Linked DNA regions of Homo sapiens: regions 1, 2, 3, 5 and 6 are each linked to region 4. A link is a loop called in an ENCODE intact Hi-C map of the cell type or tissue named here. Cell type or tissue: endothelial cell of umbilical vein. All regions are shown on one strand.

What was found. A loop is a pair of places that touch in the nucleus more often than their neighbours do. Peaks named below come from ENCODE experiments on the same cell type or tissue, not always from the same donor. Only the 100,000 strongest peaks of a DNase experiment are listed, where the experiment ranks them.
Region 1: a loop joins it to region 4, with 5 times the contacts of the local background. A loop is called at or near these places in 41 of 110 quality-filtered maps.
Region 2: it touches region 4 in a loop (4-fold over the local background); 3 of 110 quality-filtered maps call a loop at or near these places.
Region 3: a loop joins it to region 4, with 9 times the contacts of the local background. A loop is called at or near these places in 45 of 110 quality-filtered maps.
Region 5: a loop joins it to region 4, with 6 times the contacts of the local background. A loop is called at or near these places in 13 of 110 quality-filtered maps.
Region 6: it touches region 4 in a loop (11-fold over the local background); 36 of 110 quality-filtered maps call a loop at or near these places.

What each region holds. Positions count from the first base shown.
Region 1 is chr11:114,195,122-114,200,121 of GRCh38, forward strand. All of the region lies in intron 4 of ZBTB16 (zinc finger and BTB domain containing 16), which reads left to right. Among named protein-coding and RNA genes, the nearest start is that of NNMT, 99 kb to the right of the region's middle. In endothelial cell of umbilical vein, no CTCF peak of the experiment used is centred here; a DNase peak (open chromatin) is centred at 3,110; H3K27ac peaks cover 1,867 bases.
Region 2 is chr11:114,136,768-114,141,767 of GRCh38, forward strand. The region is part of intron 2 of ZBTB16 (zinc finger and BTB domain containing 16); the gene reads left to right. Among named protein-coding and RNA genes, the nearest start is that of ZBTB16, 80 kb to the left of the region's middle. In endothelial cell of umbilical vein, no CTCF peak of the experiment used is centred here; a DNase peak (open chromatin) is centred at 2,444; H3K27ac peaks cover 1,657 bases.
Region 3 is chr11:114,177,567-114,182,566 of GRCh38, forward strand. The region is part of intron 3 of ZBTB16 (zinc finger and BTB domain containing 16); the gene reads left to right. Among named protein-coding and RNA genes, the nearest start is that of NNMT, 120 kb to the right of the region's middle. In endothelial cell of umbilical vein, a CTCF peak has its summit at 3,101 (motif pointing left); DNase peaks (open chromatin) are centred at 1,895 and 3,035; H3K27ac peaks cover 3,102 bases.
Region 4 is chr11:114,033,148-114,038,147 of GRCh38, forward strand. It overlaps LOC124902761 (a long non-coding RNA gene), which reads left to right and starts at 2,123. Exons shown (of 2, transcript XR_007062896.1): 1 at 2,123-2,230; 2 at 3,515-4,037. RefSeq lists an enhancer at 2,976-3,916 and a silencer at 3,129-3,178. In endothelial cell of umbilical vein, a CTCF peak has its summit at 3,119 (motif pointing right); DNase peaks (open chromatin) are centred at 3,184 and 3,554; H3K4me3 peaks cover 517 bases; H3K27ac peaks cover 801 bases; H3K27me3 peaks cover 140 bases.
Region 5 is chr11:114,157,333-114,162,332 of GRCh38, forward strand. All of the region lies in intron 3 of ZBTB16 (zinc finger and BTB domain containing 16), which reads left to right. Among named protein-coding and RNA genes, the nearest start is that of ZBTB16, 100 kb to the left of the region's middle. RefSeq lists enhancers at 2,245-2,746, 2,747-3,246. In endothelial cell of umbilical vein, no CTCF peak of the experiment used is centred here; DNase peaks (open chromatin) are centred at 2,179 and 2,849; H3K27ac peaks cover 3,137 bases.
Region 6 is chr11:113,893,400-113,898,399 of GRCh38, forward strand. No RefSeq gene overlaps it. Among named protein-coding and RNA genes, the nearest start is that of HTR3B, 8.9 kb to the right of the region's middle. RefSeq lists a silencer at 2,375-2,575. In endothelial cell of umbilical vein, a CTCF peak has its summit at 3,083 (motif pointing right); no DNase peak of the experiment used is centred here.

The sequences.
Region 1 (5,000 bases), 160 kb after region 4:
CATTTGGGACTTGAACAGGCCTGGGGGCAACAGACAGGATCCGGTGGTGTTAATTAGAGGGCAGCGAGATAACTTGGCTGCTGAGCTCCAGGGTAGGAGGCCGGGCAGTCTTCAGCATGCCCTCGGGAGAAAATGGGAGGTCTGAGCAAAGAGGCCATGAGGGTGACCTGTAGGAACCTTCAACTCTTTCAGTCCATCTGTAGGGGACCCAGAGCAGCCACCTATTGGTAATGTGAACATGGGGGAGTTGGGGCCAGGGCTGGTCTGTGTGGGCCTGGCCAGAGAGACTGAGGGAGTCAGGGAGCAGGAAAGGGGGATGGGCAAATGACTGCCTGGGGACAAGAGACCTGCCTGAAGGCAGGGAAGTGGATGGGATGATCTCTAGAGGACATTACTTCCTAGGAAAGTTTGAGCCCTAACAGAGTGGTGCAGGTTTGTCATGCAGATTGCAGGGAAGAGGAACCCCATGAAGCCTAAAGTCAGAGTGTCAAGTGCAGGGTATTTGGTGCACAGTGACCCAGAACTTGGGATCTGGTGTCAGACTATCTAGATTCCAATTCCAGCCCCATCACAGATTGGATAATCTCAATATAGGCCTCGCATGGAGTAAGTGCTCAGGAAATGGAGGTGCCAGTTTCTCTCATCGCATCATCCTGGTCTTCCTCAGAGGCTTCTGAGAACATGGATTTCCCCCACTGGATAGGTTGACGGGGCCAAGTCAGTGAGGATGGTGTTGGAGGAATAGGAACAGTATACACCTGCTTTGCAAGGCCATGGTGAGGTCTTCCAGGATCCCTGACTATGTCCTCCGGCCAAGAGGACATTTGCAATGTGCCCACTGAGTTAACAGCCACTGGGGCCCTCTCAGTGCAGTTGAAAGAAGTGAGGGCAGATTGAAGCTCCACACTTTGAGCAATCTCAGGGAGCAGATTTGGTAGATCTTAAGGCCCTGAGGTCTGGAATGCCCAAAGCTTCCCAAAGGAACCATTCCCTGTTGGTGTCTAAACAGGTGATGTGTAAACCCAGGCCAGACAGGCCGCAAAACTGGAATCGAGACTAAGCAGGTGTACCAGCCTCCAGGAGCACCAGGCCTGTGCCCTTCCACGTCTTAAGAGGAGGCTTCAGTGACTGGTGCCCTCAAAGGCTCAGGAATTTTGGGTTCCTGGTAGGGTCCTGAACCATGTCTGCTATCACCAGGAACCTGGGTATTCCCTATCTCTTGACTTCTTCAAATAGAACCTTCCACCTCATCCTACCTTTTCGCCAGTAAGAAAAAAGAGGCAAGGTCATTCCTAGGTTTAGAAGTTCTGAGGCTGGGAAGCTTAAGGGCACCCTCTGCAGGCCCAGGGTACTAGGTTGAACTAGACCCTAGACTTACCCTGGAGGAATTCAGCTCTCTCCTCCAGCCCTCAACCTGCCCTGCAAGGTCTGCCAGGTTAGTGACTCAAGTTTGCTGTGAGAGTAGCCTGTGTAGCTGGCTTATCCTGTAGTTCCTTCATTTCCTCATTCTCTGAGTTTTTAAGTACCTACTGTATGCTAGGTGCTTTGTGGACTTAATACATAATAGTGAACAGAAATTGGGCCCTGCCTTCCTGAAGGTTACGGTGTTATGAAGGAAATGAGCATGTAGGTTGAACTTGCCTTAGGTACAGATAATTCAATAGCTGTACTCTTTTGGATACTTTTGAGTTATTATTTTTATTAAGTCTTCACTATAGTCCAAAAATATAGACCTTTTTTCCTCCCTAATCTTTGCCAGAGAAAACTGAGTCCCAGAAAGGTTAAGGAAGACCAATCTGGGGCAGGACTTGAATGTGTGCCTTGGGCTTCTGTACCCCAGAGCCCACATTTTAGCATTGTCTTCCCTCCCTGTGGGGGCCTGGGCATCAGCTCTCATGTGCGGATCAATGGATCAAAGCCCCTATTTGAAAAAGGGGGTCAGTTAAGAACACACAATCCAAACTAGAATTAGGGCCCACGAGTTCAGCCCAAGGTTCTCTCCACTGTGACTACAAAATAAGTACTTTCTTTTACTGGCCTAGAAAAGGTTGCTTAGTTTCCACATTACTGCGTCACAGGGGAAGCCACTCAACCAGATGCAAATGTTGAGATGCTGGTTCTCATCCACTGTGTTGTCGGCTGCAAGAGTCTTGCAGTCCAGAAACGGCATACCTCTGGCGGCTGAGGGTCCATGCTGTGGACTCTGCCCTTCCCTTCTAGCAGGGAGTGGGCATTGGAGGGAACCCCACCCAAAGGGTCCTCTTCGTTTCAGTGTGAAGGAGTCTAGGAGGCATATACTCTGTCTTCCCCCCACTCTCTGTTTCTCTCTCTTTGTCTCTCTCTCTCTCTTTGCACTGTGTGGCCTCCCCCTTTGGAGGTGCAGAACTGTCTCTCCAACCTTGGTGTTGGCTGCCTGCTTGCACTGGCCCCTCTCTCCTGATATGTTAATAATATTTGGAGGAAGCTTCAGAGACAGTCCCTGGCTCTGAACTTCAGAGTAGAAAATGAAGTCCTTGTTTGGAGAATTTTCTGTAGTGGGTGATCATGGTGGGGGCAGGGGGTGGGGTGGGAGTAGCAGGCAAGACAGAGGATTTATTTTATTTTAATTATTATTTTTGAGACAGAGTCTCGCTCTGTCGCCCAGGCTGGAGTGCAGAAGGCAGAGGATTTAAAAGGGTGAGCAGCAACGCTCCTTCCCTCAGGATAGCTGCTGGCCTTGCCCCCTCCTGCCCTGAGCTTGGCACGAGGGACAGTGCTGGGCACCAAGGAGTCCTGTAATGATAGGAAAACTGGCAACTGTTCTAGTTCCTGCTCTCAAGAACAGCCTCCCAGTGGCTGGTCCCAGAGGAGCTGGGAGGGGGCCAGATGATGACAAATAACTTAATCTACCTAAACTTTACATGAAAAAAAAAAAAAATCCAAACGAACCTCAAACCTCTGTCCAAGGTGGAGGGTATCGGGGAGGACAGGACAGTGAGTCATCAGAGGGACAGGCAGACTCCATGTGGTTTGCTGTGACCTCCCCATTGAAAACATAATAGCATTTGACTTTTATAAATATCAGAGGTGATTTGTATAGCATTTCACATTCTGTGCCAAGGAATTTAACATGAGAAAGCTCAGGCTGAAGAACGGCCGCGGAACGTCATAGGCACTTTGGGAGGAGGGTCATGTGCTGCTGTTTGTACAGTCAGTGCCCCAGCATAGATTTACTCTTGACCTAATTTCATGCTGTTACTATAAAGGCATGTTTGATGCCTAATATAGAGTTTTATTTTCCAAGCACAGGGGCTCTCGGCTGTGCTGGAGCTGCTTGCTGTAGAGTAGGGAGGAACAACCCAGCCGTCTCCTGCTGGCCCAGACCAGCTATTCTTTCTCTCCATTGTTCACCCTAGTGGCTCCCAGGGCCCCTCTGGCCACCTTCTGGAGGGGCCCCCGATACTCTTTTTTAAATTAATAAATTTCATTTTTTTAAGAGCAGCTTTAGGTTATAGCAAAATGGAATGGAGAGTATAGAGTTCCCACTGTACCCCCGTCCTCACACGCAAGTGCACAGCCTCCCCCACCATCAACATCCCACGCCACATGGGTGGTACATTTGTTACAATTGGTGAGTCTACGCTGGCACATCATTGTCACCCAGGGCCCACAGTTCACATGAGGGTTCACTCCTGGTGGTGTACAGTCTGTGGATTTGGACAGACATGTAAGGACACGCATTCACCATTTTTGTATCATACAGAATAGCCGCTTCACTGCCCTGAAAGTCCTTTGTGCTCTGCCCTTTCATCACCCCAGCACATTTTATATGAAGCATCACTGCCCTGGACAGTGATTTGAGGGGATCAGTGGTGTTTGGCTCTTTTGGGATTGGAGAAGGAGAATTTAAGCAAGGCAGGTTTGGATTAGAAAGGGCTGAAGCTCATTTCCTCCACAGACATCTTGAGTGTTTCTCGATGCCAGACATGGATGCTGGGTCCTGGGATAGGGATTTTGGACATGTATGCTGGGACCTGGGACCGGGATGCCAGACACGGATGCTGGGCCCCGGGACGGGGATGCCGGACATGGATGCCGGGCCCCGGGACGGGGATGACGGACATGGATGCCGCTGGGCCCAGGGACGGGGATGCCGGACATGGATGCCGCTGGGCCCAGGGACGGGGATGCCGGACATGGATGCCGCTGGGCCCCGGGATGGGGATGCCGGACATGGATGCCGCTGGGCCCCGGGACGGGGCTGCTGGACATGGATGCCGCTGGGCCCCGGGACGGGGATGCTGGACATGGATGCTGGGCCCCGGGATGGGGATGCCAGCCATGGATGCCGCTGGGCAGTGGGCAGGACACAGACCTTGCCCTTCCCCGGCCTCCCACCCTAGTGGAAATGTGATTGCAGATTACCATTGGGGATGTGGAGGCAGCATGGTGTTTGGAAGCAATAATGAATTAGGAGAAGGAGAACTAGGTTCTTATCCTGGCTCTGCTATGGACTTGCTTCATATGGGACAAATGGCTTCGTTTCCTTGCTTCTCTCAAAGGTAGTGTGTAGGAATTGGGCAAGAAAAGTACTGTTTGGGGGGTTCTGTGGTTCCAAGGACAGCCTAAGATTCTGATCTTGCATTGATGGTCTGTATTTTTCTCAACCTTAGTTTTTCACATTTGTAAACTACGATTAATAATCATAATGGTTGCTGTAAGAACTACATAAAACCATACATGTGGGGCCGGGCACGGTGGCTCACACCTGTAATCCCAGCACTTTGGGAGGCCGAGGTGGGCGGATCATGAGGTCAGGAGATCAAGACCATCCTGGCTAACATGGTGAAACCCTGTCTCTACTAAAAATACAAAAAATTAGCCGGGCTTGGTGGCGGGCACCTGTAGTCCCAGCTACTTGGGAGGCTGAGGCAGGAGAATGGTGTGAACCCGGGAGGCGGAGCTTGCAGTGAGAAGAGATCACGCCACTGCACTCCAGCCTGGGGGACAGAGCGAGACTC
Region 2 (5,000 bases), 100 kb after region 4:
GACTTTGTCTTTGGGGCTTCCATTTTATTTTTAAGATTCAAGTGTAGTTTTAACTGCAGGGCATTAGCTCCCTTGTAGGTCACCTCGTGCTGTCTCTGGGGTTTATGACTGAGCTCTCATTCCTTAGTCACATGTCCTATACTCACACTTCCTATCCCATTTTCCTGCCTCACCAAGATCACCACAATGATCCCAGGTTCTATATAGCATTTCTTTTCTGGAGGTCTTTAAAAATATTCTGGGAGATCTGTCTGGAATGCTTGAGTACATTCATTTATTCCTGTATGCATAGAGGGCCCAGGGACCTCCCAGGCTCTCTGAGCCCTCTGATTCTTAGAGGGTTAAACTATTATGGAAACAGACATTGCATCTGTGTCTTCTCTTGTTTCCTGCATGCAGCAGTGACCTTTGGAGTACATTGTTCAGGAGACCGACCCTTTTCTACCATTTGAAGTCTGCTATTCTCATCTCTCTACCAAAAGAGAAACTAAACTTCATTGTCGTGATTAAGGTCACAGCCAACAGCAGTTAAAGAAGCCGTTGGTCTTCCCACTCATACCGCTGCCCTCTCCCTAGCTCTCAGGAGGAAGAGCTCTCCAAAATGGAAGTGTCTTGGGAAAGAAATGGAAGTGGAAAGAGAAAGATGAAAAGGCCACCAATGGCACTTCCCGTGTCTCAGCCTCACCAGAGAAGGAACTTGGCCACACACTGGTTGGGTATACCAAAGTGACACAATGTGGATGTTCCAGTGGCAATTAAGTATTTATATGACTAGACTTGAGGAGTTCCAGGCCATGACACTTCCAAATCCTTCCAGCCCGCTTGTGGAGAGAGGCCCGGAGGCTTCCAGCGAGACAATTAGAGTGTGAATTAGATTGTGTCTTCTGGAAGGGAGATGAAGTTACCTGCCTACTCTATTACAGTTTATTTCATTAAGGTTGACCATGCCCTTTTTTTTGGGCAGAGGGAATAGGATGGATTCTCTGGAGAAAACAGTGTAGCAAGGCAATGGAGAAATGTCCACACTGGAGTAAGGGGCTTTCTGGGACCTGGATGGAGTCTCCTTCCTCCCCTAGGGAATAGGACAGAGGTGGGAAAGGTGCTGCCTGACTGCTCTGTGCACATCTGCATGTTGGTGATGAGTGTGGCCAGCCCCATGCTGTGCATCGGTGAGAGGACCGCTCAGGCAGGTGTTGCTGTGCTGGCAGCTTCTTAGGAAGGCAAGGAGCAAGGCGTGGGCTGTGGGGCCCTTGGGGCAGAGCCTGTCATGGAGTGGGATGAAAGGGTGCACGGGACCTGTTGGCAGCCCCAGCGGCCAGGCTCTGTTCCCAAGCTGGAGAGAGAGGCAAGTGGTGAGGGAGGGCAGGAGGACCAGTCATGGGTTTAATGCAAAATGACAGTTACGGGGGTTGCCATTTTAGAGTAAAACAGGCCATGTGACTGAGGAGCAGGTAGCATTCATATTATTCATATTTCGAGCTTGGTAGATGTAGAATTTTGCAGTGGAGGCCAGGAGAGGATGTGAGAGCTGCAGGACAGAGGCATAGGTTTTTGGAGGTGGTTGTGGTGTTCCCCGATGGCAATCAACTTCACGGAGAGAAGAGGTTATTTTCTACTTAGGTTGCCTGGAGCCTACATTCCAAACTTTTAGTCCTCTTCATCTAGCACTAAGTTTTGCATCTCCCTTATTCCTGTCATACATTATTAGTGTGCACTGTTTTAAAGTCTTTTACATACATATGTCTTGCATTCCCTACTTAATTGTAAGCTCCTTGAAGGCATTGCCTGTGTATTATGTTTCTTTGAATCTCTCTGTGGTGGCTAATGCTCTGCCCTGCATTTAGTAGGCAATAAGTTTGTGTTGAGTTTTGAGTCAACTACCACTCTTTTCTCCCTTCCTCTTTTTTAATTTTTTTTTAAATTATTTTTTATTTTTTATTTGACACAGAGTCTTGCTCGGTTGCCCAGGCTGGAGTGCAGTGGTGCGATCTCGGATCACTGCAACCTCTGTCTCCCGAGTTCAAGAGATTTTCCTGCCTCAGCCTCCTGAGTAGCTGGGATTACAGGCATGCACCACCATGCCCAGCTAATTTTTGTATTTTTAGTAGAGATGGGGTTTCACCATGTTGGCCAGGCTGGTCTCGAACTCCTGACCTCAAGTGATCCACCCGCTTCTGCCTCCCAAAGCGCTGGGATTACAGGCGTGAGCCACTGTGCCTGGCCTACTCCCTTCCTCTTACAAGGCTCCTTACTCATTTCCTGCGTCTCACCTGCTCTCTCAGCCCAGTTTTCTAAAAAAAGAGGTAAGAGATGGATGCCAGTCTCTTTCTCCTCCAGAGTGATTTTGTGAGGATTTGTACAATGCAAGTCTTGAGATGCAAATGGACATCTAGGAACAGAGGAATTGCTGGAGCATGGAGACCACACTTCTGAAGATGGAAGGAGACCCTTCTCCAGGCTGTCGCTTTTGATTTGCGGTTTTCCCATTGCCAATTGCTCACACTGATCCCCAGTCCTGAAGGGGATGGGGGCTGCCGCTAATTCCCTGGCATCTCATGACTTCCTGTTTTCCTCCAGTTATTATTTTTATTGTACTTCCTTCCTGCTTCTTCACTCTCCGGCTTCGCCAGTTTGTTCCGTGTGATCATTTCAGCTTTATTTGGAAACTGGAAGCCTCATTTTACTATAATAGTTTCTTGACGATTTTCTAAATGAAACTTGCATACTTCATCTGCTCCCCCACTGCTCAGATATTAAACAAATATCTCTAAGAGGTTTCCTTCTCCCCCCCCAAAGACCAGCAGTTTGCTCAAACAGATGGCGAGAGATGGCGTGTGTGGGTATGTGCCCGCGGTCCACGTGTGTGTGTGTGTGTGTGTGTGTGTGTGTGTGTGTGTAGTAGAGGATTCTTATGGAAGGTGCCAGTTTCTGCAGCATCTTCTTGCCTTTTTGGCATCCAACTACGGAGCAAGACAGAGCCTCCTGGCAAGTGACCAAACAGAGTGAGTGTCCGGAAGGCCCGTCACCCTGATATTCACGCAAAGAATCTGTTTCTCTGTGAATGGGCGGCTGTGGAGGAGGCCGGGGGAGCAAGTGGCTGGCCAGCCTCCAAGGCCAGATGTTCTGTAGTACCATATGTCAGGATAGGAAGGACGGCACCGAGGGCTCCTAGAGCGTGTCAGACCTCAGCTCTTGAACTCTGTAATCCTCATGCCCCCTTCCGTCCTCGGTCAAGAACGAACAATGCTTCCCTCTTTGTCTGCTTTTCAACCCCACCTCTTTTCTCCATTAGCTTTCTGGTCTAAACTCATTATTGAGACCCCTCCACAACATTCACCTTGCCTCTCCTTTGCCTGGCCCCAGGCTGGCTGCCCCTTTTTCTGGAATGATGCTGTTTTGGTGCCTGTTTCCCTCTCATCTGAAACAACCACCTCCTCTTCTATGTCTGCTGCCTCCTTGGTATCTTCTAAGCCCAGGCATGAGCCCCCCTCCTTGGGGAGGCCTGAGCTTTTGATTCCCACTCAGGCTGGGTGTTGAGATTGTCCTCAGGACCTGACGTGCACATGTAAGTACTGGTTTCTCTTATAGTGTGTATTGTCTTCCCTCTTCAACTAAAGCTTTAGGAGGGTAGGTTGGTGTCTTATGCTTTGGTTGTATCCTTCACTATGCCAAATAAATACCTATCAATCAATCAGTCAATGGATTCTCAACTTGCCTAGGCCCAGAACAGAGGAGACCTGTCTCCTAGCCATGTTGAGTTGGTAGCCAGTGCAGGGTGCTGAAGGAAAGAAGTGTAGCTCCTCGGCTGCCCATTCTTGCTGCCATCTGCATTCTGATGAGTAGAGGATGGCATGTTTAGTTGGTTGGAGGTAACGAACAGAAGCAACAGCTCTTTTGAGTTCCCTGCTGTGGTAACTCTTACTCCGTGGAGTCACTCAGGCACCTGTGCTCGGGAGTAGATGGAGATAGGAGGTTTGTTCCAGTCTCTCTTTTCTTGTACCTTCCTAGGGAATAGCAATGTCCTGTAGATGTGTGACAGTGATACCATGTTGGCATTTTGTTCTGGAAGGCTGACCTAACTACTGTCTTTGGAAACATTCTCCTTCTCAATTTAGAATTTGGGCCCTTTTCTCTGTCTGTCTCCTTCCATGGTCCCTGCCCACGCTGAGCCTCCCGCGCCCAGCCAGCTCCATTGTTTCAAGAAGGGCTTTGGGGCTGCTCGATGACTGCAGCACTGGGACCAAAGTCCTCAGCATCAGTCTCAGGACTCCGCATCATCAGCCCACTCTACCGCCTCCGCAGGCTCCTCGCCGCTGTCTTCACCACCTGCCCACTGTGGATAAGCCAGGCCAGCCTCCTGAAGGCTTGCCCGGCGGGGTATGCTCATTTCTAACACCAAGTCTTGGCTCATGTGATGCCTCCATCACACGGTGCTCCCCGTCTCATCCAAGGCTTTTCCATTCTTAACATTTCCAAACATGGGTAGCTAGAACCCTTCGGAGCTTCCAGAGCCCCCGAAAGGACCAACTGAATCTCACCATATCCTCAGACCGTCTGCAGTGACAGCAGCTACTGTTGATCTGCTCCTCTTCTGCACACCCATAGTGATTTGTTGACATATTGGCACATCACCACATCCTCCTCTGTCTCTTTCTCCATCTCTGTCTTGTTGTCCACTAGGTTATGGACTGGCCAGGGACAGGGGCCTTTCTCTTCTTTAGTCTTACACTAGCTACACACTTATCATAAAGACATTATGTTCTCAGTGTTGTGCTAAGTTGTTTTACATGCACAGTCTCATTTATGTACCTTCGCAGGTAACAGTATTGTTAGTCTGCTTGACAGATGAGAAAACTGAGACTTGGAGGATCCCAAAGTCTTAGAGCCTAGCAAGTTGTAGATCTGGAATTGGCAGACAGGGCTTGTGTCAGCCTAAGTTCTTAAACTTCCCGTTCTACTAACTAGTGGTATCAGGCTCTGCCACTTACAAGCTTAACGAC
Region 3 (5,000 bases), 140 kb after region 4:
AGGGGGCCTGACCGTTAACCTCCGAGAGATCTCTCAGTTGGCAAAGCATGTCTGGAAGGAAGTCTGGTTCATCACAGCAGGGACTGACATTCCTGTAGTAAGAGAGATTTTGTGCCCTTGTGCTGACTACCACAATACCATGATTGCTCAGTCATAGAAGTTGCCAGGAGAAGAAAGAGATTAGAAGCAATGGTAAGGTGAACCCCTGAGTCACTACTCTTAGACTTCAGGAATATTTGTAATTTTTTTTGGAGACAGAGTATCACTCCGTCACCCAGGCTGGGGTTACAGGCACAAGCTATTGCACCTGGCCTGTATTTTTAAAAAATCTGCAACAAATTTACTATCCTACTTGCATTTTATTTAAAATAATTCACTCATGTATTTTTAAAAACATAAATCATCTCAAACTGGTTTGCATTCCCTGGTTCCCTTCTGGGTAGGCAGTAGGAGGGTAATAATACCATTAAACATTGGCCATGAGTGATGATGGGAGCAGACGGTAGGGGTGTCATTTCCTTGATCTCCTCCTGGGGAAGAATGATCTGACCCCATCTTTACTGGTGTGTTTTGGCTGGAGAGGTAAGAATATTTTAAATTGCGTGATATATCTCTTGCATGCATTTGATGTTTGTGTGTGTCTTATACCTTGCTATTATTTTATCTCCTGATGACAATGATGATGTTGGTCTTAATGACAACTAGCATTTATTGGGCTATTATTGTATGCCAGACAGGGTATTAAACACTTTACATATATTATTTAAATTAATCATCCCTCAACCAACCCTGTGGCATAAACACTCTGAGCCCAGTTTTCTAGGTAAGAAACAGGCCCAGAAGAGATAATTCACTTCTTCAGGGTGGTAGCTAGACATGGTAGAACTGGGACTTGAACCAGAGTTTGTTTGATTCCAGAGAGCGTGCTCTTCACTACCTTACTGTGCAGCTTAATATTGAGTGCATGTGTGTGTTCTGGCTGTGGACAGTGTTTCTAAGCCTGTTGGATTACCCGCTGGTGCTAAAAGGGGTAACAAAAGAGCTTTCCAAGCCACTCTGGCTGAGAATTGAGTTGCAGGGATAAGGGACAAGGTAGACCTGTGTGCTCCCTGTGGGACTTGAGAGAGGGACTGCAGGATCCCAGTAAGAGACAAGGGCACCATGCAGCTTCCTAGTAGCATCACATTTATTAGGTAGGATAAGAAATGTTCCCTCAGCCATAGAGATGTCTCAGCATTTCCTCCTGACCCAGTCCAGGGTTTCCTCTTCTGCAGAGTGGATATTTAGCCACACATGAGGTGTCAGTCATTTGCCAGGTCACTGGTGGGACACTGGCTTTTGGAGATCTAAAAACCACCTGTCCTCCATCCCAGGTGACTCCCGTTGTTCTGTTGCTCAGCCCAGGAGAATTCCCTGGTGTCTTTCTCCATCCTATATTTATGTGGGGTCCTGTATCATTAGTTCATTCACCCTCCCATCTTGTAGTGAGTGAGGCCGAACTCTGAGGATCTTTCCCCACAGCCTTGTCAACCACAGCTACCCTTGAACCATATCCTGGACCTATCAATGGGGCTGGTTGTTTTCCTTTCAGCCAGGATTTGCTCACCTGCTTTCCCTTTTCCCTCTTCCCTGAATCTGTGTATCTTCCAGAAACTCTGGTTCTGGATCAGCTTTTTGTTTTGTTGACAAAGGAGAAAGAGCAAGAGAGAGAGCTAGAGAGAGAGAGAGAGAGAGCCTTCAAGCTCCTCTCTGGGAGTACACATCTCCTTGAGGGAAAGAACACACAGTGCCGGCCTTTGGAATTGGCAGCCAGTGTGCTGTTCTCCGTCTGATAAGAGGTACTGTAAATAAAACTGTACACCATGGCCTGTTGTAAAATGCCCTGCGTCTGTACTCATTGTTCTGACAGCTTATGCTTTTTTTGGGTCTGCTGTTTTGGTACACTCTGTACTTCCTTATGTAAGCAGGCGTGCAGATCTCATCAGAACATTCAAGATGTTTATTTTAAAATCTCAAGGAATTTTGAAAAAAAGGACACACCACTCAACATTAGATGCTGGCAAACATTAGGTGTTTTTTCAGTGGTTCTTTTTTTTCTCCCTTCTTATTATTAGCATGGGGGTGGGAGAGGCTTTGGAGAGGGAGGGATTTGAATTTTTTTTTTCTTCCCTCATTGGCTTCTGCCTTATTTCCTTCAGAGAGACACCACCCCATATCTGATTGCATTCAGTGTCTTCTGCTTCCTTCCTGGATGCCGGGACCCCCTCAGCCTCATTTCTGGTTAGGGCAGGTAGGGAGGGAGGTTCTTTGACAAGGGGGAGAGGGCAGCTGCAGGGAGCTTGTCATGGCTTCCACTGGATTTCAGCTTTATTGTCATTGGGATCCTGGGCATTTAGAGAAAGCTTTATGTTTTTGAAAGTGCCCTGCTGGCTGTTCCCTCCTTTGATTCCTGTGAGTTGGGGTGATCCTTGGCACAGAGGGAGAGCTGCTCCCACACACGGAGGCCTCAGTCCCGCCTCTGGCATGTGCGTCCTGTCTTTCCACCGAACTTTAACTGGCTTTGAACCTTCCTCCTTCCTTTATCCCCAACCTTCTGGAGGTGTCGGGAAGTCAGGGAAAAAGGGGAGAAGAGTAGGAGTCTGGAGAACCCAAAATGGTCAGGGAGCTCCCTACAGGGTGGTGCTTAGAACATCCCGAAGCCCTCATCTGCAGGGTACCTGGGAGACTGGTAGGGGCAAGGATGTCCGCCTGTCTCTTTCACAACTGGGTACCTGGAATCTCAGATAAACTCAGTGCCTGGGGTAGGGAGTAGTCACTCGGCAGATCACTGCCTGGGGGGCAGGAGGCTCACTGACTGTAGCGGAGGGAAGGGTTGTTTGTTGGCTGCCACAGTGAGCATTGGACTGGGTTGGGAGCAGACATGCTGATGAGAGGGAGATCTCACACCAGAAGAAGCAGACAGCCCCACTTCCTAACCTTTCCTCCCTTTTCCTCTCAACTACCTGAGACCTAGCCAGAGACCATGTCCTTGAGTTTTAAATAGGGGGTAGTAGAGAACGGAGTGTGCAGAATAAGGACTCTGCCACCCCCTAGGGGACAGACAGCTTGGCAGTGCCCTGAGTGGCCATTGCGCCCTTCCCAGGTGAGTTCTGCACCCAGGAACCTGCCTGGGACTTTCTTTGTTTAACAAGCATTTAGTGGGCACAGACTGTATGCCAGGCATGGCGCAGGGTATCAGGGATATGGTAAAGCCCAAGACAGGTGGGAACCTGCTCTCACAGAGCTTACAGTCCACTGGGAAGATGGAAGAGAGCTCCAAATACAGGACAGTTGAATGGGGCTCCAGGGGCTTGTCCAGAGAAGATTTCAGAGCCAGGTTGGTGAATAGCTGCTGATACTGACATATTGGTTCGATGGCAGATTTTTCTGCTCCCCTCAACAAAACAATCACTCATCTTTAAATTAGAGGAACAAGGTGGGGTGTGCATGTGTGCGTTCATGTATGTGCACGTGTGGTACTGTGTGTCTTTATGAATGTGAGACTCACTTTACACAAGATAAATGGCCCCCAAATAACTGTACATCCAATTCCAGTAAAATCAGTCATACTTTAATTGCATGAAGGGAGCTCTTTCTTTAAAGGAAAAGTGACTGGAGAAGATGGTAGCTGCGACTTACTGGTTCTGTATATCTACCCACCAGCTGTAGGATGGAGCACTTTCCCCACCTTGTCGCAACTCTCCAAGGGACCTCCCCTTACTGCTTCCATTTTACAGCTGAGGCAACAGGCTCCCTGAGACTGGCAGCTTGCTGAGGGTCACAGCTGGCGACTAGCTTGCCTGGGATTTGACCTCTGATCTGTCTGACCCAAATGTTGAGTTCTTAACCACACTGCACTGCCTCCTGAGGTATAAATGGCACCAAGGACCTCTGCTATCCACAGAATGTTTTGTGATTGACAAGGAGTTTTGTATTCACTTATGTCTATTATCCTGTTTGCTCCTCACAGCAGCCTCAGGGAGGCAGACAGATAGGCTTATGCCCATTTTACAGATTGGGAAATCAGTTCATCAAGGTGTGATGACTAGTGTGATGCCCACAGCTGTGAGTGGCCAAGTTAGGCGTGGGATCTCGTGCCTGCACCTCTAGATCCTGCTATTTTTCTCGGTTTGCTTGGATCTGTGATTGCTGTGGTTAGCAAGGGTCTAGCGCACTTTATCTTCTGCTATTCTCCCTCTGCTATTTAATTTCTTTCCCGCAATCTATCCCTTAACTTCCCCCAGCCCCGCATCTCCCACCTCCATGTCACTCCATCCCGTGCAGCTGGCCTCCTTGCTCCTCTTGCCTTGCCTGGCGAGGGTGTTCTCACGTGGTGGCCTTGCTCTATGCAGATGTCAGTGCATCAGCAAGGGCCTCCCTGACTACGCTGTGTAAAAGAACAGCCCCTGGCACTCTCTGTTTATCTTTACTCAATGCTTTGTTGTTGTTATTGTTGTTGTTTTGAGACAGGGTTTCACTCCTGTTTCCCAGGCTGGAGTGCAATGGTGTGATCTCAGCTCACTGCAACCTCTGCCTTCCGGGCTCAAGCTATTCTCCTGCCTCAGCTTCCTGAGTAGCTGGGATTTTAAATCAGCCACCATGCCTGGCCAATTTTTGTATTTTTAGTAGAGATGGGGTTTCACCATGTTGGCCAGCTTAGTCTTGAACTCCTGAGCTCAAGTGATCTACCCATCCCGGCCTCCCAAAGTGCTGGGATTACAGGCGTGAGCCATTGTGTCCGGCCCTCTTCATTTAATTTATTTCTCTTTTTATCACTTATCACCACCTGGCCTGTTTTGTATTTACTCGCTCTTTAAAAATCTGCCCTCCCATCTTGAACATAAACTCCCTGAGGGCAGGGATTTCGTCTCTTTTGTTTATTTCCTGTAATCCACCTCTCGGCATATAGCTACTGGACATTCAAAAACCAGCCCCCGTGTGTAGGAAGGATATGGCAAGTC
Region 4 (5,000 bases):
CCTTTTATCCCTTTGAGGCATTTGGGAGGGTGGACTGCTCCCAATTCCACAATCATACTGCATCATCCCACATCCTGATTCTGACCCTGAGGTCAAGCCATGTGGGCAGGGGCAGCGCCAGGGTGACATTTCCCTCATTTCCACATCATTTCCTCCACTGGACCATGTGTCGTTTGGGGCTTACAACTACATGACTTCCCCCGCACACACTACCCCTACCCTCAAACCATGGCAGCCAAGGCTGCTAAGGACCTGAATGGAATCAGAGACTCAGAATGTCAGGCTGGATGAAACCTTAGAGATGACCAGAGAAGGCAGTGATGAGGCCACCATTATACAGCAGGGAGAGGGCAGAGGCCAGTCCCTAGAATACATTCCCATCCTCCAGCTCCACTCAGCAGACCAGTGAGGAAGGGAACTGAGTGCAGCAGAGGAGAACTTGAAATTAAATTCCATTAAGTGCCAATCACATGCAAAGCACAGAAGGGATCAGGCCTCATTGCTGGAATCAGTGGATGAGGCTTTGAGATGAGCTGACTCTAGCATAGCAATGCAGGGAGAGCTGCCCCTCATGCCCAACCTGCTGAACCTGAGTCCTTCAGGTTACTCTGGGTGAGAACAGTGTCAAAGGAAAGCCTGTTCCCATTTTCATGAGCCTGCTTCATCATTTGAGGTGAGAGTCATACAGATTGCCCTACCCAGTTGGCCCAGCAGGTTCCTCCGGAAGCTTTCCTCTGTCCGTAGGCACCTGGCTTCCTTTCTGGCTAGTTTTCTCCTACTAGTTGCAGCTGACCAGTTTGTTTCCCCTGGATTCTTCTAGGAGGGAGGGTGCAGGGCCTGGGGTTATGCAGTGATAATATGCAAAGATGTGTGTGTGTGTGTGTGTGTGTGTGTGTGTGGTGTGTGTGTGTTCCTACATGCACAGATACAAGCAAATACTATACCTAAGTATGTGCATAGTTCAGTGATATATTCTTTTTTTCTTTCAGTACATGTAATCAGATTCCCAGAGGTCACGTTCCTGATCTATCACCCAAGAACTGTGTGTCTTTGGGCATGTTTCCTGATACCTCTCTGCCTCATCTTTCCCCATTTGTAAATGGGAGTCATCAAAGGTTCTACCTCAAAGTACTGCTGTGATGATTAAACACAACCTATTCAAAGCTTAAAACATCATCCTGTAGTGTGCACTGAATAAATACTAGCTATTACTGTACTCATTAATATTATGCATGATCATCTACCATGGGGCAGGTTCTAGTATCTATCTAGCTATCTATGTACATTATATATATATATATACACACACACACACACATATTTCCCTATATTTTCTCATTTAGTCTTTACAGCAATCTGTAAGATAGATATTCCCTTCTCTATTTTGCAGAAGGCAAGGCATGCTCAGAGGGGTCGAGTTACTCATGGAAACACAGGCATTGGAGCCCATATGCCTGGACTCTAAGTCTGGTGCTCACTCCACCATAAGGTGTTGCCTTTCCTCTGCCTCCTGAAAGGACAGGCATGGGGAGTGCAAGTCTCCATTCCCATGGGACCTCCGTGAGGGCTGAGGCACCAAGACAGACTGTCCCACTCCTGAGGGTCACTCTGCCTCTGGATGTTGCCTCTGGCCAGCTCCCGCAGTCTGGGAAGGAGAGGGTCAGGCCAGTCAGGCCCGGGGGACAGGGGTCTCACCAGGACTTTGATCTACAGCCACATGTAGGGGAAGGAAGGGCAGCTTGGGACGGGCAACGCAATCAGGAGTGGATGTACCAAAAGCTGAGACCATAAGAAAGAGAAATGAGGAGAAGCAGAGTATCAGGAGATCATTTTCAGGAACATTAGATAGAGGCCAGAAAGGAGAAGTGGGTAATTTTAATCCCATGCAGCTGCTGGAAATTAATTTAATTGTGCTGGTGCTGGCTCTTCTCCCTTCAAACCCGTTTCATCAGGGCCTGATGGAGTGATGAGACCGAGGAAGACAGCCCGGCCGCGCCAGCCAGCAGCCCTGGGTATGCAGCTCCAGGCCGGACTTCCTCCCGTTCCTATGGCTGCTACCAGAGAAGATGGGAAAACTGGCACTTTTTCAATCTAGACGTTTCTCCTCTTGACAGGGGACTGAAGTGAGACAACAGGAAGAACTTCCCAACAGCAAAGAGTGTGAACTATGCGAATACGTGAAGGCGGCTGCAAACCATCTTCTCTAACTCTTAAGGATAGAGAGACATTGGTAGGACCCTTCGCCTCCTGAGTCTGCACCTAGTGTATGAGTTCCACCTCAGCTCACTCACTCCATGCAGGCACACGGACCCACACCACAGTCAGACATCAGCATCACACACACACACACACACACACACACTGTCAGGCAGGCACGAAGTCCACACTGGTGTCTGACACTGGATGCAGGGACAGACTGGATCAAGGACAGACAGCCATATGCAGACACTGACATTACACCCAGCGCAGACATCCACAGTAGAGGCGAACGAATGCCCACTTTTGCCCAATGGCTCTCTATCAGGCTGCACGTTAGAATTCCCTGGGAGTTTTTTTGTGGGGGTGCGTGGGGGCTTTGAGACAGGGTCTTGCTCTGTCGCCCAGGCTGGAGTGCCGTGGCACGATCATAGCTCACCACAGCCTCCACCATTCAGGCTCAACCCATCCTCCCACCTCAGCCCTCCTAGTAGCTGAGACTGACTACAGGCACGCGCCACCATGCCCGGCTAATTTTTGTATTTTTTGCCAAGACAGGGTTTTGCCATGTTGGCCAGGCTGGTCTCAAACTCCTGGGCTCAAGTGATCCACCCACCTTGGCCTCCCAAAATGCTGAGATTACAGGCGTGAGCCACCGCGCTCAGCCTCCAAGGGAGCTTTAACAACGATATCCACGCTCAGGTCCCACAGTCGGCGCTTCTGACTTAATTCTGAACAAAAGCCTGCAGTGGGGCTTGCACAGTGGTAGTTTTCAAAGCTCCCAGGTGATCCCAATGTGCAAACCAGGGCTGAGAACGCGCCTTGAGAGGTACCTTCCTTCCCACTCTGGCCTAGCGCCCGTTCGGTTCTGCCCGGTGACCACTAGAGGTCAGCAGGGCTTGGAGGACGTGGCCGCGGGTGGCCCAGCAGGGTCCCGCCCGGCGCTGCGCTCTGGCTGCGGCGGGACCGTCAGCCTTCTCCCCTTCTGGCCTCCAGCGGACGGAGGTCAGGCGCTGACTTGGCCCCGGGCTAAGAGGGGACGCCGCAAGGGGGCAGGGGCGGCCTGCTGGCAAAATCAGGCCCGTGAGCCGCAGAAAGTCAACTTCACTTGGAAGGTTTTTAAAAAGCATCCCAGATTGAAGCCTCACAATCCCGCCCCCACCCTTCCGCAGCGGGAGCCTCTCTGCACCAGGATTCTCTGACCTGGTCACTGCCTGGCCCTGTGCGCGGGTGGGCGCGAGCTTCACGCGCACTCACAGCCAGCCCGGCACTCCAGGGCCCCCATAAGTATAAAATAACTATTCTGTCTTTTCCGTAGGAGGAGCCAGCATTTGGATCCCAAGGGTTGTTTATTTTGACTCACTGCTGTTTTTGCTGGAGAAGGGTAAAACAGAAAGTTCCTTTACTTTGGCTAAGATGTGGCACACATAACTGCCCTGAGCCCGAATTTCTGATGAGCAAATAGAAGCGGACCAGTGGTTCAATCTTCCTTCATCATCTTCAAAAAGAATAACACCCAAGGGCACATAGGATTGGCTTCTCTACATTTCAATTTAAGAGAAATGGAAAGAAGACTCATCTACCACTGAAGATACCTGAACTCAAAAATGAAAAATAAGATGGCCTCCCTGATCAGCTCCAGGTTCTTCCTTCCTAGTTCTGGCTCCTGGACACCTCATGACCACATTGCGCATTTGCACTCTTAGTGAGTGCTGCTCATAACAGGGTATTATGATTCCTCTTATAGAGTCCACCTTTCATTCCAAATTGTGAGGCTGCTGGATGGCAGAATAAGTTCTGGGCACATAGTAGGTGCACAATAAACATTTGTTAAACCAAAATGTTTGTTGTCAATCTTGTCTTCAATCTAACTTGTCTAATATGTAAAACCAACCCAGAGAGAAACTTTTCTAGACCCTTCTCTGTTAAGCTCCACACAGGTCCCCATTCTTTTTGGTGTTTTGTTTTGTTTTGTTTTGTTTTGAGACGGAGTTTCGCTCTTGTTGCCCAGGCTGGAGTGCAGTAGCGTGATCTTGGCTCACTGCAACCTCCACCTCCTGGGTTCAAGCAATTCTCCTGCCTCAGCCTCCTGAGTAGCTGGGATTACAGGCGCCTGCCACCACACCTGGCTATCTTTTTTGTATTTTTAGTAGAGACGGGGTTTCACCATCTTGGCTAGGCTGGTCTCGAACTCCTGGCCTCAGGTGATCTCCCCGCCTTGGCCTCCCAAAGTGCTGGGATTACAGGTGTGAGCCACTGTGTCCGGCCACAAGACCCCATTCTTAACTTGCAAATGTTTGGTGAAGTTTGCTAAACCCTACCTACCCTCCCAAGAGACGGTGATTGGGTAGGTTTAGGGTGGGGTTCAGGAACTTGCATTTGTAACAACTGAGAATGGTGATTCTGAAATTATCAAGGGGGAATGCATTCTCTCTCTGCTGCCCCCCATCTCCAGGCTAGGCTCTTTTTATAGCCTTGACTTCAGCTCTGGTCCAGGGAGACAGGCTAGGATGGGGTTTGACACTTCTAAGGGGGCTGCAGTCCTTTTGTCCTCCTAGCAGGATGAGCTGTGAGCCGCTCTCACTGGTTCCGGCGCCAAGGTCATCAGGGCGGCTCTCCCTCTCCACCTGGCCTGGTTCTCTCTCAATGGCTCTTCTGTCTTTTCTCCTAACTCCTAATTTATGCTACGCCTTTCCTTGGTTCTCCTTACCAATCCCAGGAGCTGATGCAGGGCAAACATTCTGGGTCCACACCCCACTATGGGATAATTGTGGGGCTGTTTGAAACTTGACCTGTTGACCAAA
Region 5 (5,000 bases), 120 kb after region 4:
TACATTCATCTTGTGAACCTCAGTTTCTGCATCTGTCAAGTGCTGGTGTTGTTAACTTACATAATTTTTTGGAGGATTAAGTGACAGAATATACGTTGAAGGCATCTGTAGTAAGCCCCTGGCATACAGTTGGCATTTAATAAATGTTAATGGTTTCTGCTTGCACCTTCCTCCCTCATCCTTGTTTCTGAGCCTGTTGCCCCGGGGGGCGTGTCCCCATCCGCTCGTTCCCTGCCTGCCTGGCCGTTTAGTACTGTCTTTCCCCTGAGCCCATCATGGGTACAGTCGTGGAAGTGCTCTTCGTTCGCTTTTTCTGCTTCAGCTCCCCACTGCCTTGCTGCAGGGCCCATGTGGTTCCGCATTGTGTTGGATGTGGTCTCTCCCCCGGCCCTCATGGCCCTTCCTAAAGCGTCCTAACTCCTTCTCACTTCCCATTCTTCCCTCTTCCAGGCGCACGGATTTGTCCACAGCAGGCAGCTGGCAGCTATCTCTCTCAGCGCGTCTACTGTCCCCATGTCTTCGTGCATTCTGTTCTTCCTTCCTGTGGGCCCTCCCCACCCTGCCCCTGGCTCCACTGAATCATCCTCCTCCTGCCCATGTGTCTCACCTCAGCCCAGAGCCCTAACTTCCAGGCATTTCTGCGTCCGGATCTGCTTGACACTCACGTACACTTTTTCTTCTGTTTTAGGGACTTACACCTTGTATCTTCATGCTTCCCTTCAGCTTTGTACGCTACTTAAGGTTCAGAGTGTGGCGGGTTTCATGAACTATCTGCCTACCAGGTTGGCTACCCTTCCCTTGCTTTCTTGGTCTTGATTTTTTCTGCTTTAGCCCACCACTGCCTTACTGCAGAGTGTGGTGCGTCCTGCCCTAGACCCCTGTGTGGTGCTGGGCACTTCTGGGGCAGTGCACTTCTAGCCTGTTGGTAAAGCGTCTTTGCCCTCTCAGCCGCAGTAAGCGTCCTTTCTTATTGCTCTTTCCTTGAGTCCAGTGCTGTAGCCAGACTCATTTTCTTGGTTTGCTTTATGGGCTTGTTGCTTTCTGGGCTCTGTGGCTTTGTTTGCCCCATTCTGTCTACTTGGAATAACCCATCTCCCATCTTCCCAGATCTTCCAAGGTCCCTTCCATGATGCCATCCCCAGCTGTTCCCCACCTCCAGCCAGAAGCAGTCGTGCCTTTTCTGTGCCCATGTTTCTTTATTTGAAGCTATCTTTGGGTGCAGTTTTTCTTCTGTGTTACAGTTATTTATGGACTTATCTCTCTTACTTGGGAGGCGGGGTTACATGGTGGAAGGAATTTGGACACGTACCTACTGCTGATGTGATCTGGGGCAAGAACCATAAGCTCTTACAGCCTCAGTATCCTCATCTGTAAAATGAAAATATTTAACGCTATCTCGGAGAAGCTGTGAGGCTCACCTTGAATACATACCACCATAGCTAACATGTCATGGGGTTAGATCCTGTCCACGTTATGTCCAGCACACTGCCTGGCACATTATTGGTGCCAAGAAGTATTTGTTGAGTGAATGATGCAGCCTGGGATGCCGATGAACAGGGACACTCCTCTCTCCGGACAAGTCCCTCCTGTGGTAGGAACTGTTTATGTCCTAAGGACTCACTGGAGGGGACAGCCAGGAGCCCCTGGCTCGTATTGTATCCCTCTTCCAGGCGGTGTGACCCAGTGTGAGTTAGCCAGTGTCTCTGCTGTGAATCACACATCAGCAGCATTGGTGGGGCTGGTGGAAGCGGCTGCAGAAAAGAAAGGGTTGCTTGCATACTCATGTCAGGTGGGCCCGGTGTCCCCAGTTCAGACAAGAGTGTGACTGTGCAACTGCCCTGCGGAGCTGGCGGTTCCCTGGGGAAGCTGACTTTGGTTCCACCTGAGATGCTGCTTCCAGGTCCCCTGATCTCATATGGCTGCTCCAGAGGCTTTGGGAGTTGGGTCCTCTTTTCCTAGTTTTTCCTTTCCATGCCTGTCTTACTGGGCACTGAAGGCTGATTGTGTCAAATGATTTGTCCCTCTGCTAGTCACTTGCCAATGCCCTTGGAAAGGATGATTTGATGATTAGGCAGGTGCGATGAGTCATAGTAGTGTTTTAATTCACCCTTGCAGATAGCTCACGGCCTATATTCTGATATTTCTATTCTTTTTTTTCTTTCTGTTGTCCGGCATACTCCTCACCTCCGTGCTGAGAGGTCTTGAAAATAAAATAGCACAAAGGGCTTAGTGAGGCTAGACCATTTCCTGAATTGTTTGGCCACTGTTAAACAGGCCCTGGGGGCCTCTGGAGTGACCTGGACTTGTTGGGGAGTTGGGGTCAGAGGGCTGGGCTGGTGGCGCTGGGTCTTCTTACAGATTCCAGTAGTGGTTTACATGTTCTGATGCCTGAAAACAGAACTAGGTGATGTTTTAGAAGAGACATTGAATTAGATGATGTGAGGTTTTCCTGCTGCTCTATTTTGAAGGTTCCATGAAGAAAGCTGACAGTGAGAATGGGTGTGCCAGGTCTGTAGAGTAGACCCATTTTACAGATGACCAAGGGTTCAAGCAGCCCACAGCCTGGAAGAACAGTAGTTGCTCCAGAACCCTGGGCGGGGGAGGCGGGGGGGAGGCGAGCATTTTTTTTCAAAAGGCGCAGGCTGTGGAGAAGTGAGTCCAGGATCTGGGTAGGGGTTGTGGTTGCCCCCCTAAATGTTGCTGCCCTTGCACTGGCACATTCCTGCTGTTTTCTTCTGCTCAGCAGAGCCGAACGGCTCTCACTTCCTGGCTAGCTCTGTGTGCTGCCCCACCCCCTCTTGGCGAGCATTGCCTGTGTTTGTTATTGTAGTCCTGGCTCCAGGCCAGGCCTGGCTGCGAGCCAGACTTGTGGGTACAGTATGTACAGTGAGTGCTGAGCCAAGTTTGTCATCATACACCATTAATTTTTTTTTTCTAATCTGGTTGGGGTGGGGTGAAGGAGGAGGCAAGAAAAGAGTTTCTCCGATGCTTGAGAATAGGCCGCATTGAATTCCGCAGAGATGTCATTTCTGAAAGGCAGACGGAGCTCCGGCTTGTTCTTCCTTCGCAGTTTTTCCTCCTTTCTCTCCCTGTCGTCCTCCTCTCCTCTTCATTTCCCTATCACGCGAAATCAGCCTGCAGGAGATCGACAATGCAGGTCTTATTTTCAGTGACTAGAATACTAAATTTACACTGCTAAATCAGTTTTCATTGTGTTGAAATTGACAATTTGTTTAATTAGAAGTTTGCCCTGTAGGAGGCCCTTCTGAGAGACAGTGCCTTCCCTTTTTCTCTCTCCCTTACTTTCTGTTTTAAGGGTTTTTAAAAGAGCCTAAATGGTAGTAGTGAATTTCAGTTTAATTGAAGTTTTAATTTCAATTCGAATGTGTGAATTAATCAAGTGTTTATGGGCTATACCTGATGATCACAATAAGTTTAAACTAACTATCAATAACCAAACTCATTAACTAATGAGATGATCTGGCCAGGCCCTGCATTCTCAGAGGTGGTTTTGGGGGTCAGAAGGGTTTGCGTGTTGGGGAAAGAGGCTTGGGGTGGGAAGAGAGATGACCTCCAAGGCTTTGCAAAGCTAGCCCTGATGGAGGGTGAAGCTTGGGTGTAGGACTGTGGCCCTTCCCCTTCCTGTGTCCCAGGAAGACTCTGAAACCTCCCTCCTCACCCTCTGCTACCTTACCCCTTTTGGGGATCTGGCATTGAAGCATCTGTTGATCCACTGTCTCTTCGCCACTCCTTGTCGTAACACGAGAAGTGATTCCTAGCTCTGAGGTGTCCATGCAGAGACCACAGACACATGCAGTGACTCAAATTGGTTCTGAGATGGGCCAGTGTAAGGTTTCCCATTAGGTAGATTTCCCACAGCTTGGCTTAACGTCCTGGTGGCTTATAAGTGAGCATGCCTAGAACTGCTTGTCCCTATTTTTGACTCGGCTGCATACGATTAGGGTTTGAGTATTCATGTGGCCTGCTCCTATTCTGGGAGTGTCATTCATTTTTGGAGCCAGAGGATGTTTAATAAGCACGAATTGTGTGTCAGGCTCTGTGCACTTAACAGTGAAGACTGCTACAACATCCCTGCCCTCAAGGAGCTTAAGTCTAGAGTGGGAGATGAGTATGACTATGCAATCATCATACAAGATGGTAATGTGTGCAAAGTGCTAAGAAATCTAGGAGAAATTCAGAGTAGGAGAGTGTTTTGTGCCAGAGGGTAACAGAACAGCATTTTGAAAGGACTCGGTGAGGGGAAGCCGAAGCCACCTATGGAAGTGGGTGGTGTAACCTGCGAGTGTAGGCTGGGCCTGCAGGGAGAGAGCAGAGTGCAGGGTTTAGAAGAGATGGACGAGATACATCTGTGGAAGGAATAGCAAAATGATCTGCATTCTCCCTGAAGCACTGGAGAGCCACTGAAGGACTGAGTAAGAGGGTGACATATTTTTGTGTCTGGAATAGAAGGGACTGTTGGGCTTTTTTTTATGTAGACTAGGCTAGAATATAAGGTGAATAAAGCCTGTTGGAGAACTTGAAGACTGGCCGTCTGTGTTGGGGTGTGGCTGGAGTGTTGAGAGGCCTGTGCCTTCTGTGCTGGTTAGGGCCCTGTGGCCCCATTCTGCCAGGTGGGAGGCCCCATCCTTCCACTCCTCTCTTGCCCTTGTCAGGCACTGTAGGCCCTGGCTGTTGAGAAGCATCCCTGAGATGAGGCTCTTCCCCAGAGTTAGAGCCATGGGGAAAGAATGAAGGCTTTCGTTGATAGATTTTCTGATTTCAGCAGCAGCATGGAGTGGCTGGGGCTTATCACCTGGGACCTGGGTCATCCTCCTGGCAGGGAAAAGGGCTGGAGGAGTCCTTCAGATTGGATCTCTTAGGCTTTCCTCTGTCGCGGTTGGACGGAAGAAGAAAAGCATTACAAGATGGCAAAGATCTGTGGCTTGTCCTTGTTCTGTTTTATTTATTTATTCTTTTTTGGAGCACTGAGCTGTGGGTTT
Region 6 (5,000 bases), 140 kb before region 4:
TTTTTTTGTATTTTTAGTAGAGACGGGGTTTCACCATCTCAGCCAGGATTGTCTCCATCTGGGATTACAGGCCTGAGCCACCGCGGCCGGCCCAGAGTGAGACTCTTGTCTCAAAAAAGAAAAAGAAAAGTGTTAATTGTATTTCTGTATGTTTGGGCTCTGCAAAGTTAATCATCAGGTTACTGGAAATTTAATTGTCTTCTTTTAAATTTATTTTTATTTTATTTATTTATTATTATTATTTTTTGTGATGGAGTCTCGCTCTGTCACCCAAGCTGGAGTGCAGTGGCATGATCTCGGTTCACTGCAACCTCCACCTCCCGGGTTTAAGCGATTCTCCTGCCTCAGACTCCCAAGTAGCTGGGACTACAGGCACAGTCACCATGCCCGGCTAATTTTTGTATTTTTAGTAGAGACAGAGTTTCACCATGTTGGCCAGGCTGGTCTCTTGACCTCGTGATCCGCCAGCCTCAGCCTCCCAAAGTGCTGGGATTACAGGCGTGAGCCACCGCTCCTGGCCTATTGTTATTTTGGGGGGCCAAGTCTTGCTCTGTTGCCCAGGCTGGAGTGGAGTGGCACAATCTCTGCTCACTGCAGCTTCCGCCCCCTGGGTTCAAATGGTCCTTGTGCCTCAGCCTCCCCAGTAGCTGGGATTACAAATGCATGCCACCACCCCAGCTAATTTTTGTATTTTTTGGTAGAGACAGGGTTTCAAGACTGGGTGTGTCTCACATCTGTACTTCCAGCACTTTGGGGGGCCGAGGCAAGTGGATCACTTGAGGTCAGGAGTTTGAGACCAGTCTGGCCAAATGACAAAACCCCATCTCTGCTAAAAATAAAAAATTTAGCCGGGCATGGTGGCAGGCGCCTGTAATCCCAGCTACTCAGGAGGCTGACGTTTGAGAATCGCTTGAATCCAGGAGGTAGAGGCTGCAGTGAGCTGAGATTGCTCCACTGCACTCTAGCCTGGGTGACAGAGCAAGACTCTGTCTCAAAAAAAAAAAGAAAAGAAAAGAAAGAAAGAAAGAAAGAAAAGGGACAGGGTTTCGCCACGTTGGCCACACTGGTCTCGAACTTCTGACCTCAAGTGATCCACCCGCCTCTGTCTCCCAAACTGCTGGGATTATAGGCGTGATACCATGATGCCTGGCCTTAATTGTCTTCTGAAGGAATAAGAAACTTAGTGCCTCCCGTGTGTCTGTGCTGTCTCTGAAACAGAAACTGATAGTGGTCTTTCTAGATCTTTTCAGACCTCCGTTCCTCTTCTGCACTCCCTCTCTTGGCTTCCCTGCACTGTGGCTTCCAAGGCCCACACCTAGGACTTTTGTTGGAGACGTCTCCTTGGCTACTAAAGCTTTGTCTGCCCAGGAAAAGACCAGGAAATATCTGGGAGTTCACTCCCTGTTCCCCTTAGCCAACAGCTGACAGGTGGGAGTGAGAGTGTGCAGGCCAGCTTCCCTTGTGTGGTTTTCACTGTCAAGTTTCCCTGAGGGTTCAAGCTGAAACCACGCTCCCCTTTCCCAATTTCTATTGGGAGTATTTCTAAAATTGATTGCTTGTACACAAAGCCTTATTATAGGTATGTTTCAGGGAAACCTAATCTAAGACAGTCAGCGTTACAGAGTTTTATCCCTCCTGTCAATATTAAAATTTGATATGGCTTTTAATTTTTTTAACTTTTAATTAAATTTTTATTTGACCAAGAGAAAACTGTCTAGAATTGTCTGACATTTAAAATCCACTTAAACAAAGCAGATTACCACCTTCAAGCATCACAATTATTCAGCATAAAGAACCTTTGTTGAAACATCTTTCTCATTTATTTAGGAGGAAAAATAAATCTAGAACAGAACCAAACAAAACTTTTTTATTTTTATTAAAAAATTCCAATTCTTAAAATACCATGAACCATCTACTGAAACTGTACTTCAACAAGGGGCAGGATTTATCTCAAGGCCATGTTCACCTGCAACCTGCTGATAAATCTCTTTTAGAAAACTTAAGTGGCTCTACTGCGATTATTGACTTGTGTCTGCTCCACTTGACTGTATGCAGATCGAAAGCAGGGTTGGTGCCTTCATAATCTCTAAATAATCTGAACATGGAAACGACTGCTTTGTGCTTTTAAAGAGCTCATATACTTCTAGTCCTGTTCCCTGGGGCATCCTCTGAAACCTGATACACCAGTCTGCCTACCAGGACACTGTGTTACTGGCCCGCTGGGTGGCCAGAGACGAGCTTTACTCTACTAGAAGACGCAGTTAGTCCCTCTGGGGTCCTATCTTCGTAGTAAATCCCTGATATGGCTTTTAATAATATTGTTTATAACTTTTCAGATGTGCAGAAGACTTATTCCCATTCTTAGGAAGACAGTAGGAAAGTTACACTGTAACTTTCACCCGTTCACCCTCTCTTCACCCAGCTGAATATCAGTATTCAGCATAAATGCCATTTGTGAAAAGTCACTGAGGCTGGGCATGGTAGCTCACACCTATGATCCCAACAATTTGAGAGGCTAAGGCGTCTCAGGAGTTGAGCCCAGGAGTTCAAGACTAGCCTAGGCAACATAGGGAAACTAAAAAAAAAAAAAAAAAATTAGCCAGGCATGGTGATACTTACTTGTAGTCCTAGCTACTCTGGAAGCTGAAGTGGGAGGATCACTTGAGCCCAGGAGGTCAAGGCTGAAGTGAGCTATGATCACACCACTGCACTCTAGCCTGGGTGACAGAGCGAGACCCTGTCTCAGGAAAAAGAAAAAGAAAAAAAGAAGTTACTGAGTCAGTTTCCCAGGAAACTTGGGAGCTCCTAGGGACCAAGAGTTTGGAAGAATTGCAGTAAGGAGGTAGGAGGAAGGAACTGGCCGGTCATAAGCTGTGTGAAAACAGATCGAATGGGTTGGTGTGGATTGGTGCTGGTGAACGCAAAGAGGAGAATTTACAGCAAAGACGAATAGTGGTGACATGAAGAGAGGCCTGAAATGACTTTGAAATCATTTGAAAGTGCACTGTATAATAAAACTTAAAATGAGTTGGCATAGTTTTCTGGGGTTGCGCAGAATTGGTTAAGGCAGGCACGACAGCCACCACAAGGTGGTGCTCTGATTATATTCACAGCCACCAACTCGAATTTCCTCAGAGCTTTACAGTTCCCCACTCTGCTCTCAGTCTTTCTGGGCTCTAACTAGGGGTCTGTCACACTCCAGCCATACTCAGCCAGCCTATTATTAGTGCCAAGCCTTCCTCCTGGCGCGATGACAGTGTAAATTTCAGCAATGGCAGAAGGGGGACAAATACAGCTGTTGTGCATTTTAGAATAATTGCTATAGGCCATTTGGAGACAGATTTATAATAACAGCACTTATACAGACTTATACAATATTTCACTTTCCTATTTTATCCCCGGTCAACACTCTGCATCATGAACTTTTGAATTCTTTCAACTCATGTGAGTCTAGAATTATCTTCCCCCAATTTTACAAAGTGAGGCTTGCACCCTCCCCCCGACCCCGTTCCCAGAAGGCACCATGCACTCTCATCTCAACCTCCAGCCCTTTCATGTGCAATTCCTTTTGCTGGGAGCTCCGTTCACCCTCTCCCCACTCAGATGAATATCAGTACTCAGCACAAATGCTATTTGTGAAAAGCCTCCACCTACTCCCACTCCAAGTCTGGGCTCCTTTCTTTGCCTGGGTCCTCTCCAGTTCATCCATCTATAGGCGTTTCTCTCAAAGATTTCTTATCTGTCACCTCCAATCCACCTCTCCCCAGCTTTCTTATCCATAGATTGTCAATGTCTATCACAATTTCCTACTTACTAAGTGGATGAATGAATGAATAAATAAATAAATTTCTAAAGGATCAAAGATCTTTCCTCATCTTGAGTCATAGCAGAGATGGAAATATCCAGAGATTTACACCTGAACCAGAACATCTCACTGGCTGCAGTAATTGACTGCCTTTCCCCAGAAAATGTCTAAATGGGTCTAAATGGAAATGTTGGGGGCCCTACAGTGAGCCATAGATCAGGGGAGATCCCCCAGTGCTGGCACAGCAAGACTTCAAGGCCCATAATCTGTGCAGAAGATCTAAACAACATAGTGTACAGGGTAAGACTGTCTGTCGTATATTGTAGTCTCACTAAGCGGTTTCTTGGAATTGATGTCATTGGGAGCGTAAACAGAAGCAGCAAGCTTCTGTGTTCCTCCAAGTTCCTTCCACCTTCTATTTTCCTCTAGCTTTTGGGGTACATCTTACCCCCAAGGACTGTAAAATCTCTGAACTTGGAGTACACTCTGAGTGAGTCAAAGGGACTCATGATCTGCCTGCACCGGTGTCTCATGTTTGTCTTTTGCACTAATTGCTCCCTGGTTCTGGAGCAAACCAAATAAAGGCAATCTTGCTTCAGAACCAAGTTGTCATTCTCACCCATCCTTTGTGAAATGGGTGGTGAGTGTATCTCATCTTGGATGTGGTTATGAAAAGGCTGGATTCCTCTTGGCATCATCTTTCTGGCATAAGCCAGAATTCTTTTCTGTTCATTTGTTAATTCTTTCTTCCCTGTTTTCCTCCCATCTTTCTGGAACACTCAATGAACACTTACTAGGTGCCAAGCTCTACGATGGAGATATAAAGCTGAATAACACAACATTGCTCCACCTTCAAGGTATTCACCAAATTCTAGACTGACAGAAAAGTAAACAAATACTTATAACACACCTGAATGAGTACTGTAATGTAGGAATATATGAGGCCTTGTAAGATCAAGGGAGTGGTCACAGCATGTAGTTAGATGTTTTGAAAACAGCTGGTGGGAGGGGTCCTGGTGGGAGTGTTTGCTGATTTCCATGTGACAAATTTTGTCATTATGACTTTCTTCCTTTCTTTCTTTCTTTCTTTCTTTCTTTCTTTCTTTCTTTCTTTCTTTCTTTCTTTCTTTCTTTCTTTCTTCCTTTCTTCCTTCCTTCCTTCCTTCCTTCCTTCCTCTTTCTTTCTTTCTCTTTT